Linked DNA regions of Homo sapiens: all the other regions are linked to region 1. A link is a contact called in ENCODE Hi-C or POLR2A ChIA-PET data. All regions are on one chromosome and are shown on one strand. The core of a region is the stretch at or near the end of the contact, and the rest is flanking DNA. Distances in the headings are between cores, read along the strand shown.

Region 1 (2,715 bases), core at 61-2,560:
GAGGGGAGGGGAGAAAAGAAGGAAAGAGTAGGAGAACCAACAAAGATTCAAATTTGTCACCATGCCAAAGACAGCCTAACCCCTAGAGCAGAGGTCTCAAACCTGGAGCCTTGGGGCAGACACAGGAGCAAATGAGTTTTGTTTGGCTCATACACCAGTAATTAAGAATTGGATTTGAATGCTCTTATGCATTGGTGTGCAAGTAAATGTTTAATAACCAACTCTCTGGGAGTGGAGTGGAAGCCCTGATTTGCAATGTTTGACAATTCCTGTGGCGTAAATGGTCAATTTTGACTTACCAAGATGAGGACACCGAAAAGAGCTTTGGGAAGAGATGTGTATAATCGGCCCTCTGAAGTCCACTCCATCACAGCACTGTATTTCAGGGGGGCCTGCATTCTCTTGGGTTCCCACCTCTTCATGCTGTCTTCCACCCTGCCCACTTTCCTCTCTTAAATCACCTCTTTGGTCCCAGTGGGCTGTGAAATTCGTGACTTCTGCCTGGAGCTTTTCTGGGTGCCTGACGTTGGTCACAAAGCTAGGCTGAGGAATGTGCTGGCTATTTTGAGGTGTGATCAGAGACTTGCATTCATTGTGAAGAAAGCAGAGGGATTTGGCAGAGGAAAGCAAAGACTAAGCCTGGGATACAGCAGCTATAGGAAACGTGGCTTGGGTGTCACTTGATTGGCTGCTACTTGTTTTTGTGTTCCCATCTGTCAAAAACAGCTGGAAGTCACAACTAAATTAAAGGTGGAAAATGCTTTGAAAAAGTAATGGGGCCACACACAAAAAATATTACTACTATTTCTTCCCCTCAGCTTCCCCACTCCGCTAAATGAGACATTCTGCAAGGACTGGATACTATTTCTGTCTTTTCACACTTCTCTTGCTAATGTTCAGTGGGCTTCAGAGATCTGATATAAATGTACAGGCGATGTGGAAACTGATTGAGAGGCAGATTTATATTAAAAATTGTATACATATATTTACCACCAGTTTTAATGATGCACTTTTGGTGAAGATGAGTTGCTTAAAACGAAATAGACTTAAGAACATATTACTTAAAAATCATATCATGTGTCTTTTTGCTTCACATTTAAACCAGAAAACAAAATCTATATTCACTGTTAGTATAACGCTTAGAAAAGAAAAGATTTTGTCCATGGCTCCCAAATCAGTAGATTATGGTTGTAAGCCCCAATGAGTTCTAAACCATTTGCCAAAGAGCAAGCACCCACCAACTTCCCTCCCCCTGCCAAACATACACTTCCCTCCTGTCTGATTTATAGAGACCCTTTGTTAGGGATGTAGTAATGAAGCCAGCTGCTGTGTCTTTCTGCAGCCCACTGCACCCCTCCCTCGCCTCATCCCCCAGAACAGTTACTGTCAACACCCTGGGGACACTAGCAGAGAGCTCCCAACAGGAAGTCTGGGGATGCTTTTTGATTCTGTGACCATCTTTCACTTCCTCCTTGAGTCCTCATTCTCACTTTGGTAGCCGAGGTCTGCCCTGCCTGCTACCAGAGTGACAAGAGAGGAGTAAAGAAACCAATAGCAAGATTTGGGTACTTAGAGCACTTTAATGGTACTTCAGGAAAATAAGAGATAAAGCAGAAACCAGGTTTAATAATCATAATAAGAATTCTAGAAGCTGTCTCCCACCACTTTGTGATAAACCCATTATCTCACTTAATTCCTCCCTCAGATGGTCTGAAGTCAGCCTGAAGGTGGAACCAAGACAGACTATTGTGAACACTTAGGCAACAAAAGCGTCAATGTGAAGAGAAGTTCTAGTATACTGTTTTCAGGCTTGGTACTAACCTTCATACTTGGGATGCCCAGCCTGGCTGACTTCTACTCATCTTCTAAGACTCATCACAGACATCGTATCTTTCAGGAAACTTCCGCGTTAGCCTGTCTCTCTACTGACACCCCCTCAGGTGCACTCCCCTGTTCCTAGATATTTCTCTCACTGCAGTTACCACAATCTATTGCCCGTCTAGACAGTTGGACGATTTATTCTTTGAGAGTAGAGAATGCAACTTGTTCATCTCTGTAGTCTCCGATCCTATTTTTTTTTGCCTTATGTATAGTAAGTGCTCCAAAAAAGTTTGATGAATGAATGAATGAATTCTGAAAGGATACTATAAGAAATGAAAAGAAACTGAATGAAGTTTATAGAAGAAAGAGGTTTTGAGTAGAATTTTAAGGACTGCAGTGTTTGGAGTAAGAAAATATGTTGCCATGTGGAAATGAGGAAGTAAAAGGGTTACATGTAGAAAGTTGTATTTCATTTTGTTTAGCCAAGTTCTGACATTCAGAAAATCGAGAAATAAGGGGAACCAAATAACAGAGAAAGCAATTGGTGGACAGGTAGTTTGAAGCCACTGTGCAAAGGAATTTATTAATGACAGGAGCTACTAACACCACATCGAGTCTGGATGTGCCATGCATCTTGAAAGCTCAAATGTGTGCTAGATTGTCTTGCAAGCTCACAGATTCCAGGAGAGTTATGGACACACTAGAAGGGAATGAAGAAAACCTTTGGCTCTAGGTTTCATTTGAGGCTGCCTTATTCAGCTATACTTCCGATAGCAAAAATGAACCTGCTCTGGAAGTCTACGTTTCTCCTTTATCCCTTGGAAAATAAAATTCAGTTTCACATAAGTCTCTTTACATTTTCATTAAGTTATCAATAGCATCAGAAAATGTTCC
Region 2 (2,715 bases), core at 99-2,598, 1.4 Mb before region 1:
AAGTTATTTGTCAATATATAACAAAAAGCCTTTAAAATGTTTATATCTTTCAACCGAGTCATCTATTTTAAAGAAATAATAATTTTGTAAAGGAAACAAAAAGTTATACTCAAAGATATCCTTGCAGTGCTACAATTTTTAATGGGGAGAATTGGAAACAAGCTCAGAACAATAAAAGGGTGGGTGGTTAAATATGCTACTTAGAATGAAATATGCTGGCATTAAAATGAGATTTTAGTAATAATCTATGGTCATAGCTACCATTTATGAAGAGTTTACTATATGCCAGGCCCCAAGCTAAGCACTTTGAAAATATATTATTTTATTTAAATCTTATTACAACAGATTAGTAACCTCCCAACTTCCAACAATTTTATCACCTCATTTAAACTCATTTGACAAATTAGAAAATGGGGGAAAAAAGTGTTAACATGAGCAAATTCTCTTGATATTCCTTTAAGCAAAAAAAAAAAAAAAAAGGAAGTATACAAAGTTGTATGCACAGTAGTCCCCTCTTATCTGCTTATCTGCATGGGATGCCTTCCAAGACCCCCCACCAGATGCCTGAAACCTCAAATAGTACTGAATCCTATATATTCTCTGTTTTTTCAAACTGATAACCAAAACAACTACTATGTGGTATACATCGTGGGTATTCTGGACAAAAGGATATTTCACATTTCAGGAGGACCTAGTGGGACAGCGTGGGAGTTCATCAAGCACCTTAGAATATTGCACGATTTTAAACTTATGAATTGTTTATTTCTGGAATTTTTCATTTACTATTTTCAGACTGCAGTTGACTGCAAATAACTAAAACGTTGGAAAGTGAAAGTGCAGGTGAGAAGGGACTGCCGTAGTTTCAGCTCAACTATAGAAGTACAATAAACCCACTCATAATCTTGTAAGTAGGAATAAAACTCCAAACTGCATAAAGTGCAGGTTTGTATTATTACCAAGTTCCTGAAGTATCAGTGGGGGCTGGAAGGTGGAGGACAGCTCCATCGCTAGTCATTCACATGCATTATTCTGGATACATGAAGTTTAGTGAGAAATTTACCGAGATGTTGAGTGATTTTTCTCTGTATTGTAGCATTATGGGTAATTTATGCTTTTCTGGCTTTTCCACATTTTCTACAATTAGCATGTAGACGTATTGCATTAAAAATGCTTTGAAAAGTTTAGAAAACTTAAAGCAATTTGTTTTACTAATTTTTTAAAATAAGAGGGCAATGACATCTCTATTCTTTACAGTCCTTTTAGATCTGACAGCTCAGTAATTTAGACAGGAGAGAGAAAAGACAAAGCCCAGTGGTCAGAGGGAAATGGGAGGTGTGTCCCCTCCCAGCTACAGTGAGGGGGCCACGTGACGCCTGTGGCAGCATCTGTGGTCACATATGTTACAAGTGAAAAAAATATCACAATGAGGTTGGTAAAGCCTTGGGCATTACCCAACCTCATGTAGCTACCAAAATGTTTATTAAAAAACTATTTACAAAAGAAAGAAAGACACTATTAAGGGGTAAAACCAGTTTTCTGTATTATCTAAGAATAGAGATGCTCCCCCAAGTTAGCATGAGAGGCTAATTAGGGAACAGCGCTCTTTGACAAGAAACAAGAAGCAGGCTGGTCTCCTTCTGCTGTTTGCAGGATCTTTGAAAACTGAACTGAAGTTAACTTTGAGGCCGGCCCAGCATTTGTTAAATCTGAGCTTCTGAAGCTGCCGCAGCTGCAAGGTGTGCTCCCAGCTCCTGCAGCAACCCAAGTAACCGGGGGAAGTGCCGGAGGTGGTGAGCAGAAGTAGGGAGAGGGGCGATCCCCCTGCAGGATGGGATGCCAGGCCCAGGGTTGGGCCTTACAGGAAGTGCCCAGCTTTTGTTGAGGTGGCTGTGCCAAGCAGCAGAGGGCCCGCCCTTGTTTGTTGGGGTTTTCCTACTGGGTTCCGTGATGAGGTGGCTTAAAAGCAGAAGACTCAGAGAACCCTAAACGCTGGCTCAGGCCTGAAGGCTGAAGTTAGGTGCATTTAGAGAAATCGTTCATGTATGCAGGGGGCAGCTGGAGCAGCTGAGAGAGAGAAATGTCAAGTATTAGGTTCCAGATGGGCTCCTAGCAACATAATGCTAATTTTCCAGAGTGCTTTCACCTTTCTTCAGAGCCACTCATTCGTTCCTTCAACTGATGTTTACTCAGTATTGTTATAGGCACTGGAGAAGCCAAGATAAATAAGACACCTTTGCTGCCCATCCAGGTAGGAGACAGAGAACCAACAAACACATTTCAGTGTGGTGAGTGCTGTGGTGGGCCCAAGACCAGGGCACTGTGGGCACTCCCTGGAGAAGAACCTCACCGAAGCCAGGGGTTCAAGGAAGTGATAATATCTGAGCTATGTCTTACTTTGGTGCGTCTCCGATTGTAACGGATGCAAAAAGCACTTGGGGATCGTGTTAAAATGCAGGTTCTGATTCAGCAGGGTTGGGTGGAGCCTGAGATTTTGCGTTTTTAACAAGCTCCCAAGTAATGCCAATGCTGCTGGTCCAAGGTCCACATTTCAAGTAGCAAAGTCCTAAATGATGTCTAAGAAGGAGTCAGCCAGGTGGAGAAGTGGGAAAGGATATTCCTAAGAGAAGGCACATTCCACGCACTCCACTTAGGGAGCAGGAAGGGTTGCCCCTTGAGGGAAGTTGGGGTTTTGCTGGGTAGGCTTGAAATTGCCCT
Region 3 (2,715 bases), core at 58-2,557, 1.3 Mb after region 1:
GCATCGAATCTTAAAAGATGTAAGAACTGCTGGGATGCCCTCTTAAGTTTAGATATCAAAAGGCAGGTACTATAATCCTTCTTTATTCTCTTCTGCATAAAATTATTGTTTTTCACAACCTGGGTGCAGACTAGATTCTACTACAATTTCAATATGAAACTGGAAATTTTAATAAGATACATCTGGCAATTCAGCCTTCAGGTCCCAGGCCAAATGTCACCATTTAAGATTTATACTCTTATAACACCGTGAGCTTTTTTCAAAGGATTTAAATTAAAAATGTAACTACGTATTTTATCAATCAATGTTTCTTTTTTCATCACACTGTAAACTCTTTGAGAGCAGGCACTTTGTCTATTTTTCTCACTATTATATCCATAAAGAACACAGAAATTACTAAATATTTGTGTAGTTAAACAAGTGAATAAATGAGGGAATGAATGCATCAATGAATAAAAAGCTGGGATCAGATGTTTTGTATCATAGGAACCGTGTCAAGATTCAGAAATGTTGTTGACACCAAACCAATCTCTAAATTATGTTCTCTATATTTGCCATATTTACTACTTTGTAAGATAATATATCTTCCAGTAGAACTCAGGGTTAACTTTGTATTCTGCAAGGCCATCTGAAATCTGTATGGACCTGCCATTCTAGGTAAAGGAGATCTAATCTCTAGTTTCCTCTGACTCTCCAGGTTCTGACTCAGCAGAATGGACTAAAGGACCATTATCAATATCCAGAACTTCTAGGCTTCTTAAAGAGCTTGAAATGATGTACATAGAATCAAAGTTTCCCCAAAACCTGAAAGCAGTTTTGGACCCAGCGTTCAGCCATACTTGAATACAAAGGAAAAAAGTAAATGCAGAAAGTGGTGGGAAATGAAAGGAGAAAGGCAATAGAAGAAAGCACTAATTTTTTGACATAGCCACTTGAAAGAAGAAAAATAATTAGTTATATATTTACACAATTACCAAAGAATTATAGCCCGTTTCTCAAAGTCTGTGTTTTTAATAGTGATCTATTTAGACAGTTGTATTAACTCTCACAGTCCAATATGTTACTATTGGGAACATAGAAAGATACCTGTTGTTTATATTTAATATAAGTTTCTATCTTTTATCTGTCAGGGGAAATTGAATGAGAACACTGTTTTAGAATACCTCAAAATTTCTTAGCTGTAACTCAGTATGCAGATATAATTAATGGTGGAAATGAAAATTCCCCACACTGGGAATTCTGGCTTTATTGCTATTAAATCCTCTGCACAGAGGTTGAGCCAGAGGTCTTGGGACCACATATTTTACTTCCCTCCTTCTATCTTGTTCCCATTTCTGTGACCGAGTTTCATTTCTCAGTTTTAGTTCTGCTCAGTTTTCTTTTCTCTGAGAATAAAACTACCAGATGTAAATGGCACCTGTTGCCACAGCAGCTAAAATATTCAGTTCTACCTTTCTCTTCTCAAAGGAACCTTAATGTATTCAGTACCTTTCTCTGGGTTAGAACAAAAGTTAGGAGCTAGGTTAGAATTAACCTCAGATATTCTCACAACCACTGAGATACAGCGTATGTGTGAATTCATTGACTGTTGATATTCCAAATCATTGTAAAATCACCTGTGTCATGAGAAAAAGAAACAATCATATGATTGATCAATGGTTCCATATTAACACCATCTGTCTAGGGGCTCTTCTAAGAGTTCTATGGCAAGAGAGAACAAAGTACACTAATGGAGCGTGAACTTTCTGTGGCTTACAAAGTCGGTTACATTTCAAGTTAGATTCATGTTTGATTCCCTGCAGTTTAATTTAGCCAGCAATATCCCCATTAAGATTGGTTCTTCCTCTGATTGAATCAAATAATTACTTGCTTATACTTCCAAGCTCTCATATCCCTTCCAATTTCTTTTGTTTTCTCAATGGAATTACTGTCTGCTTGGTTAGTTGAAAGGATTAAATCCTAACTGAAAGAAAAGTAGGAGTCTTTGAAGTGGCTGCTCTGTCTCTATTATAGAAACAGGAAAGGCAGGAAGTCCTACAAAAACTGTCACCACATTTATTGCCAAGTTTGTTCATGTCTGTACATTTTAAGGGATGGCTCTCTAAAGTCATGGAAAATTAAATGGGGAGATGGATTCTAAAGAAGGAACATATGTCAAACAAAAAATATATCCACACATAAAAACTGTATACAAATGCTCATCATAGCTTTATTCATCACAGTCTCAAACTGGAAACATCCCACATGCCCATCAACAGAGGAATGGATGAACAAAATACTGTTCAGCAATAAAAGAAATAATCTATTAATATACGCAACAACATAGATGGATCTCAAAAGCATTATGCTGAGCGGAAGAAGCATACTATGTGATGACATGTATATAGAACTCTAGAAAAAAACAAATCTAATCTATAAAGACAAAAAGCAGATCAGTGATTGCCTGGAACCAAGGTAAAGAGAGGAGAGGACTGACTAGGGACAAACACAAGGGACTTTTGTGGCATGATAAAATGTTCTGTATATTAATCGCAATGGTGTTTATATGGGAATAAATTTACCAAAATTTATCAAAACACTTAAAAGGATTATACTTTATTGTATATAAATTATATCTCAATAAATATGATTTTTAAAATAATATATATTACTTTAAATATATACTATGTGTTTTATATATATATATATTCTTCATTTCTTACTACTGAATCCTGT
Region 4 (2,715 bases), core at 145-2,644, 1.3 Mb before region 1:
AGAATCACTTGAACCCGGGGGGCGGAGGTTGTAGTGAGCCGAGATAGCGCCACTGTATTCCAGCCTGGGCCACAGAGCAAGACTCTGTCTCAAAAAAAAAAAAAAAAAAAAAGTAATGAGCACAGCTCTGATTTGAATACAGGTCTGTCAGGCTCCAAAGTTTTCTCCATAGTTTTGCATTAATATATTCTTAATTTTATATTTGCAAAGTTATTTTTATTTTAATATCATAGCTTAGTGGGAGAGTAGGGACACTATTTAAAACTAAGGAGCAGACAAAGAATACTCCAGAGTATCTTTAGAATTTACTTAGTTTGTCTCCCTAGTTCTAGGAAATCTGAATCTAACTCATATATTAGATTATATTTTCTTTGGAACAAACCCAGATCTTTAAGAAAGAGGAGTTCAGTGCCTCCTTTCCCAATTAGCTAATCATCTATAAGCTTCACTTTTGTCATACAAAGGTGCTGGACTCCCAGAGTTCATGCAGTCACAACTCAAATGGTGAAGAGGAAACCTGAACTGTCTCTAGTTATTTTTAGGTGTTCCTGATAATCAATTTTCATGCAAAATACAAATGATCATTTATTTGTCCCTTTGTTTTCATGAATACAGGCTGAGCATCTGTAATTCAAATATCCAAAATGTTCCAAAATCTGAAACTTTTTGGGTACCAACATGATACCACAAGTGGAAAATTCCATACCCTAACAGCACCTTTGCTTTCAGTGTACATAAACTTTGTTTCGTACACAAAATTATTAACAATATTGTATAAAATTACCTTCAGGCTATATGTATAAGATGTATATGAAACATAAATGAATTTCTTGTATAGACTTGGATTCTATCCCTAAGATGTCTCATTAGGTATATGCAAATATTCCAAAATCCCAAAAAAATCTGAAACGCTTCTGGTTCCAAGCATTCCAGAGAAGGGATACTTAATATGTAGTAGTATATGGATGCCTTGCCTCATAGTCACCCTCCCCAGTGGTTTAATGCAACCATTAAATTATTTTTGTTTTAAAATATTTGATCTGGGTTTGAATTTATGGAAATACTTCACGTCAGTTTTTTTTTTTAAATAGCCAAATAGTGTTTCAAAATTTTATCAAGATTGTGATTGGTCTTTAACCTTAGAAGCAAAACTGACATGGAAGGATGAAACAAGTAGGTAGAATGGTGAATTTTGGTATTCATGTGTTTGGACATCTGTGTCCTTATCAAAAGAAAGAATGTATATAGTTGGACAAAATTGAAGGTCCATGTGGTATATTTAGAAAATATTACTTGTTAGTGGTTTAACATGTGTATAGTGGTTTTACTTCAAGCACTTTCAAAGATTTGAGTTTGTTTCTGCCCTTGTAACACTTCAACAGTCATATTAGTTTGCTTTACCATTTTTCTTTGAAGGGAACTGAGACTGATTCAGTTGTGCAAGGTGATGAGCAACATTGCTCAAAAAGCCAGAAATAGATTTGTGGGCTTCTGACTGTGAGACCAGGTGCTCTCTCCACTGAATTATTCTGCTTTCTTTGACTGTTTTCTTTGCTTTAAAAAATATTAATGCACAATTCTGAATTGCTGTTGACTGTGAGATAAATTCATGTTAGATCTATAAATAATGCACTTTCCAACCAAACCAGCCAATGGAACAAAACGCTTTTTGAGACATTGGTGTTGGAAGATGGCCTCCTCCCACCAGCTGACTGTATTCTCATCATCCCCCACATCTGTCCCATTGTTTCTGATGCTGGTACCAGGCTCCTGTCTCCAACACATGCTTAGATAATTACAAGAATTAACCTCCCTTCCTTCTGTTCTTCTCCCTTTCCCCCAAATCCTTTTTCACAGTTTCCAGATTAGTTCTCCTACAGCACTACTTTGTGAAATTCTCTCAACATGTTCTATGATACCCTTTGCTCTGAGGCTGAAGCCCTAACCTTCCTCTTGGTTTCCAGGACCTCCCATGTATCATCAGTACTACTCTAGCATCTTCTTCTGCTTCTCACCAACCTCCGTCTTGGCCAGACTGGGCCTCGCAAACTGACATTACTTCACCTCTCTTGTAGTCTTGTAATCTGTACCCTATTCCAGAATTACTCTCCCTCTCCTTTTGGTTAGCAAGCCCAGCTTTCCTCTAGGGACTTTTCTTACCCATTCGCTGGAAATTTGGTTGTAGGTGTGCCCTGTATCTTTTATCTAGTAAGACTCTTCTGTGGGTTTACTAATTTTCATTTAGAAAGAGGATCACTACCTAATGATGTAAGGTGTGGTGTAAAATTTTTCTCAATTATATTTTCAGATTATTGCTGGGATTCTGTTATGATTAGTAAGCAAACGAATTAATATTTTAATGGTTGACTGCCTTCTGATATGTTTACCTCAAATTATATCATTTTAAATTATAGATTTAAATTTTAAGAAAAACAAATATTTACATTTAGTCAAAGATTTTGTGAAATGACCTTGTTTTGAGAAAGAGAAATGAAGTCCAATTACTGAATAGAATATGAATATATAAATATATTTATGTATGTGTATATATGTAAAAAATAGCTGTCATGTAGTCATTATTTTTGTGACAGTGTATTGCTAAAAAGATCTTCATAATAATTTTGAATAGAACACTGGGGGTGCTAGATTTAGAAATTAATGATTTTATGGAAGAAAGATCTGCCTGTAAATTTTGCTCCTATTATGAATAAAAGG
Region 5 (2,715 bases), core at 161-2,660, 1.3 Mb after region 1:
ATTTTCTAAGGTCATCTTTTTAAGACATTGCTTTTATGTCTTCTTTTTTAAGTATATAGTACTTCAAATGTAGTCTTCTCTTAGATACCATCATCACCGAAAATAGAGCTTGGGTACAAGTGCAGGCATAGGCTCTATTAAGGGCTCTTCCAAAAGGCTTTCCTTTGCCTATTTATTTCACTTTATAGAAAGGCAAATGGTCCAAATAAATATTAAGCTGAGAAAGGAGCAGAAGTTTTGGAAGAACACAAAGGAGTGTTTGCCTCCAACCATTTTTTTCTTGCTCTGTGATATGGACAAGTTATTTAAGACATCTGAGCCTCAATTCCTTCATCTAAAACTTGAAGAATAAAATATATCCAATTTTCAGAGTCTTCGTGAGAATTAATGAAGTAATTTTTGTGAAGGCACACTACCCGACGTACAATAAACGCTAAACAAATGTCAGTTTATCTTCCTGACCTTTCATCCCCTGGTTCCTTTCCTATTTCCCCCTCCTCCCCTCATCTCCTTCTTACCTCTCCTTCCTGATTTTTTCACCTTTCCTTGCCCCCCCTCTCCTCTTCCCCAACTTCTTCCTGGCTCTCCCTTTATCTCCAGCCTCCTCCCACTTACATCCTCTCCATTCTCTCTTTCCCGCTCCCTCCTCTCCCCTTGGCCCTTCCTCATGCTTCCTCCTTTTCCCTCTCACTCAGTGTTCCAGGCCACCTTCTGGAAAATGAGTCCTCTCTTTGACATTTTCTCTGCTTAGGTCACAAAGTAGCTTTCATAATATGTCCCCTACAGTCTATTCATCACAGTGTTAACAATCAAGTCAACATTTACCTTTTTAAAAAAAGTTGTTGAAGAGCCACCAGGGCAGAAAAACATGCTGTTTCTGCCCCCAGCCACCTTATCCCCAACCCGTGTGGCTTCTAATATGTCTATCTGAATTTCAGTGAAGTTTTATTTTGAACTCTTTAATTACAGAAAGATACAGGAAGTTTATTCACTAACACAAATATATTCTACAAACACATACCATTTTTCCCCATAAAGTTTTTCTATAGAGATTTGCTGTTGCTTTAGAAATCACACACATATATGTCACAACCACCATCCCTGGCCACAGAAGACCTGAGCACTATCAGCCAGAAGCCTCAGAGCTTTCTCTGTGGCAAATGTTGTTGCCCTCTTACCCACAGTTCCTCTGGCTAGAAGCAGAGCTTATGAAATGTCTGCCACTTCACACAGATGCCTTCAAAGCTTCCCTTAGTAGCCCACCGTGTGAGTAGGTCTCATCAGAGGGAATAAGCTAAATGTTACTCCCTGCAGCTTGTGTCCTGAAAGAACCTATTCCTTGAGTTGTGTCATTCACCAAGCCCTGAATAAACAGTATAAAAGACATGAGGACAGCACAGTGAGGCAGAGATAGACCAGCACTTACATACCTGTCATTGCAGGTAATTAAATAAGCTGTTCATTCCAGAAAAAAAACAGCTGGTGGGAAAATGTGTCCAAAGGGCAAAACTATGCCTTCTTAAGCTATTTCCTTTTAACTTGGGTTTTTCCTTTATGGAGATAAGAAGCTGGAAATGGGATGGAATTTGACGCTGAAGCTAAGCTTCTGGGTTTTTTTTCACAGTTGGCTTGATAAAAATAGAACATACATATGTGATATATTTGAGTACAACAAAGAATAAAATAAGAGGAAGTGAGACTTAAAAGTGTGTCTGTGCTTTTTATTTTTGTAAAGAACTAATATACTAAGTTGAAGGGACCACTTTCATTTAAGAATTTCCTCCAGGGTAAAGAGTACCCTTTTGCTTTGGCACTTTTACTTGCCATGGTAATTTTTTTTAACCAGTGCTGACTCTGAACTTTATGCTACTCCTGTAGCTTTATTCTTCACTATGGTTTATTTGTCCTGAGAGAGAATTATTTCTGAACTCTGCATGGGGGTCAGTATTAAATGCTAATAAGGAAGGGGCTCAAACTCAGCCACATCTTTTGGGGAACACAGAGCCCTCTGGGTAGCTGCAGCCACATGGCCAACACTCAGCATCTTTGGGGCCCCTTGCTATGATTGGCAGTGATGTCCAGAAGCCCTCAGATGGAAACACAGATTTCCGAAAGTTGCCATGATAACTTATTGACCAAAATGAGTCATAAGAGTTCCTCCTGCTATAATCAGACAACCTGTGGAACCAAATCTAATTGTCAACTCTGGCTTCCAGTACCCCAAAGGTATTTGAGCCCTGGGCCTAGATCACTTAGCATATCTCTTGTTAACTTACACAAAAACCACGTCTACAGAAAAGGGGTAAAGAAGACAACATTTCTCACACTTGGTTCGCAGGGTGTGGTTTGCGGGACAACAGCAGCAGCTTCATCTGGAAGCTTGTTAAAAATGCAAAATCCTGGACCCCCATCTCAGAGCAGTGAATCAGAATCTACATTTTGACAAGATTCTCAGGTAATTTGTGCACATGTTAAAGGCTTAGAAATACCTGAACAAGGCCGGGTGCGGTGGCTCACACCTGTAATCCCAGCACTTTGGGAGGCTGAGGTGGGTGTATCACGAGGTCAAGAGATGGAGACCATCCTGGCTAACATGCTGAAACCCCGTCTCTACTAAAAATACAAAAATTAACCACGCATGGTGGCGGGCGCCTGTAGTCCCAGCTACTTGGGAGGCTGAGTCAGGAGAATCGCTTAAACCCAGGAGGCAGAGAT

Evidence for each region. Hi-C counts contacts between places; a loop is a spot of excess contacts on that map. ChIA-PET counts read pairs that join two places held with the same protein, here RNA polymerase II (POLR2A). Pooled maps may share reads with other maps.
Region 2: a loop to region 1 is called in a pooled map, with 5 times the contacts of the local background. The contact joins two enhancer-like sites. A Hi-C loop is called at or near these places in 2 of 37 single-sample maps with no recorded cell type and 3 of 50 pooled maps.
Region 3: a loop to region 1 is called in a pooled map, with 4 times the contacts of the local background. The contact joins two enhancer-like sites. A Hi-C loop is called at or near these places in 1 of 50 pooled maps.
Region 4: a loop to region 1 is called in a map with no recorded cell type, with 17 times the contacts of the local background. The contact joins two enhancer-like sites. A Hi-C loop is called at or near these places in 5 of 37 single-sample maps with no recorded cell type and 2 of 50 pooled maps.
Region 5: a pooled map shows a loop between it and region 1 (10-fold over the local background). The contact joins two enhancer-like sites. A Hi-C loop is called at or near these places in 4 of 37 single-sample maps with no recorded cell type and 5 of 50 pooled maps. POLR2A ChIA-PET finds 5 or more read pairs at or near these places in 1 of 52 experiments (OCI-LY7).

The regions. Positions count from the first base shown.
Region 1 is chr3:18,222,342-18,225,056 of GRCh38, forward strand. The region is part of intron 4 of BALR6 (B-cell acute lymphoblastic leukemia associated long RNA 6); the gene reads left to right. Among named protein-coding and RNA genes, the nearest start is that of SATB1, 200 kb to the right of the region's middle. Within about 2 kb of position 1,311, at least 2 of the 41 ENCODE cell types and tissues checked have a DNase peak (open chromatin) inside an H3K27ac peak, as active enhancers do; they include OCI-LY7, where a contact is called at or near this core.
Region 2 is chr3:16,840,668-16,843,382 of GRCh38, forward strand. No RefSeq gene overlaps it. Among named protein-coding and RNA genes, the nearest start is that of PLCL2, 43 kb to the right of the region's middle. RefSeq lists an enhancer at 1,649-1,898. Within about 2 kb of position 1,349, at least 22 of the 41 ENCODE cell types and tissues checked have a DNase peak (open chromatin) inside an H3K27ac peak, as active enhancers do.
Region 3 is chr3:19,558,569-19,561,283 of GRCh38, forward strand. No RefSeq gene overlaps it. Among named protein-coding and RNA genes, the nearest start is that of MIR4791, 240 kb to the left of the region's middle. Within about 2 kb of position 1,308, at least 3 of the 41 ENCODE cell types and tissues checked have a DNase peak (open chromatin) inside an H3K27ac peak, as active enhancers do.
Region 4 is chr3:16,911,162-16,913,876 of GRCh38, forward strand. The region is part of intron 1 of PLCL2 (phospholipase C like 2); the gene reads left to right. Among named protein-coding and RNA genes, the nearest start is that of MIR3714, 21 kb to the right of the region's middle. RefSeq lists an enhancer at 1,463-1,692. Within about 2 kb of position 1,395, at least 4 of the 41 ENCODE cell types and tissues checked have a DNase peak (open chromatin) inside an H3K27ac peak, as active enhancers do.
Region 5 is chr3:19,538,526-19,541,240 of GRCh38, forward strand. No RefSeq gene overlaps it. Among named protein-coding and RNA genes, the nearest start is that of MIR4791, 220 kb to the left of the region's middle. RefSeq lists an enhancer at 2,179-2,288. Within about 2 kb of position 1,411, at least 3 of the 41 ENCODE cell types and tissues checked have a DNase peak (open chromatin) inside an H3K27ac peak, as active enhancers do; they include OCI-LY7, where a contact is called at or near this core.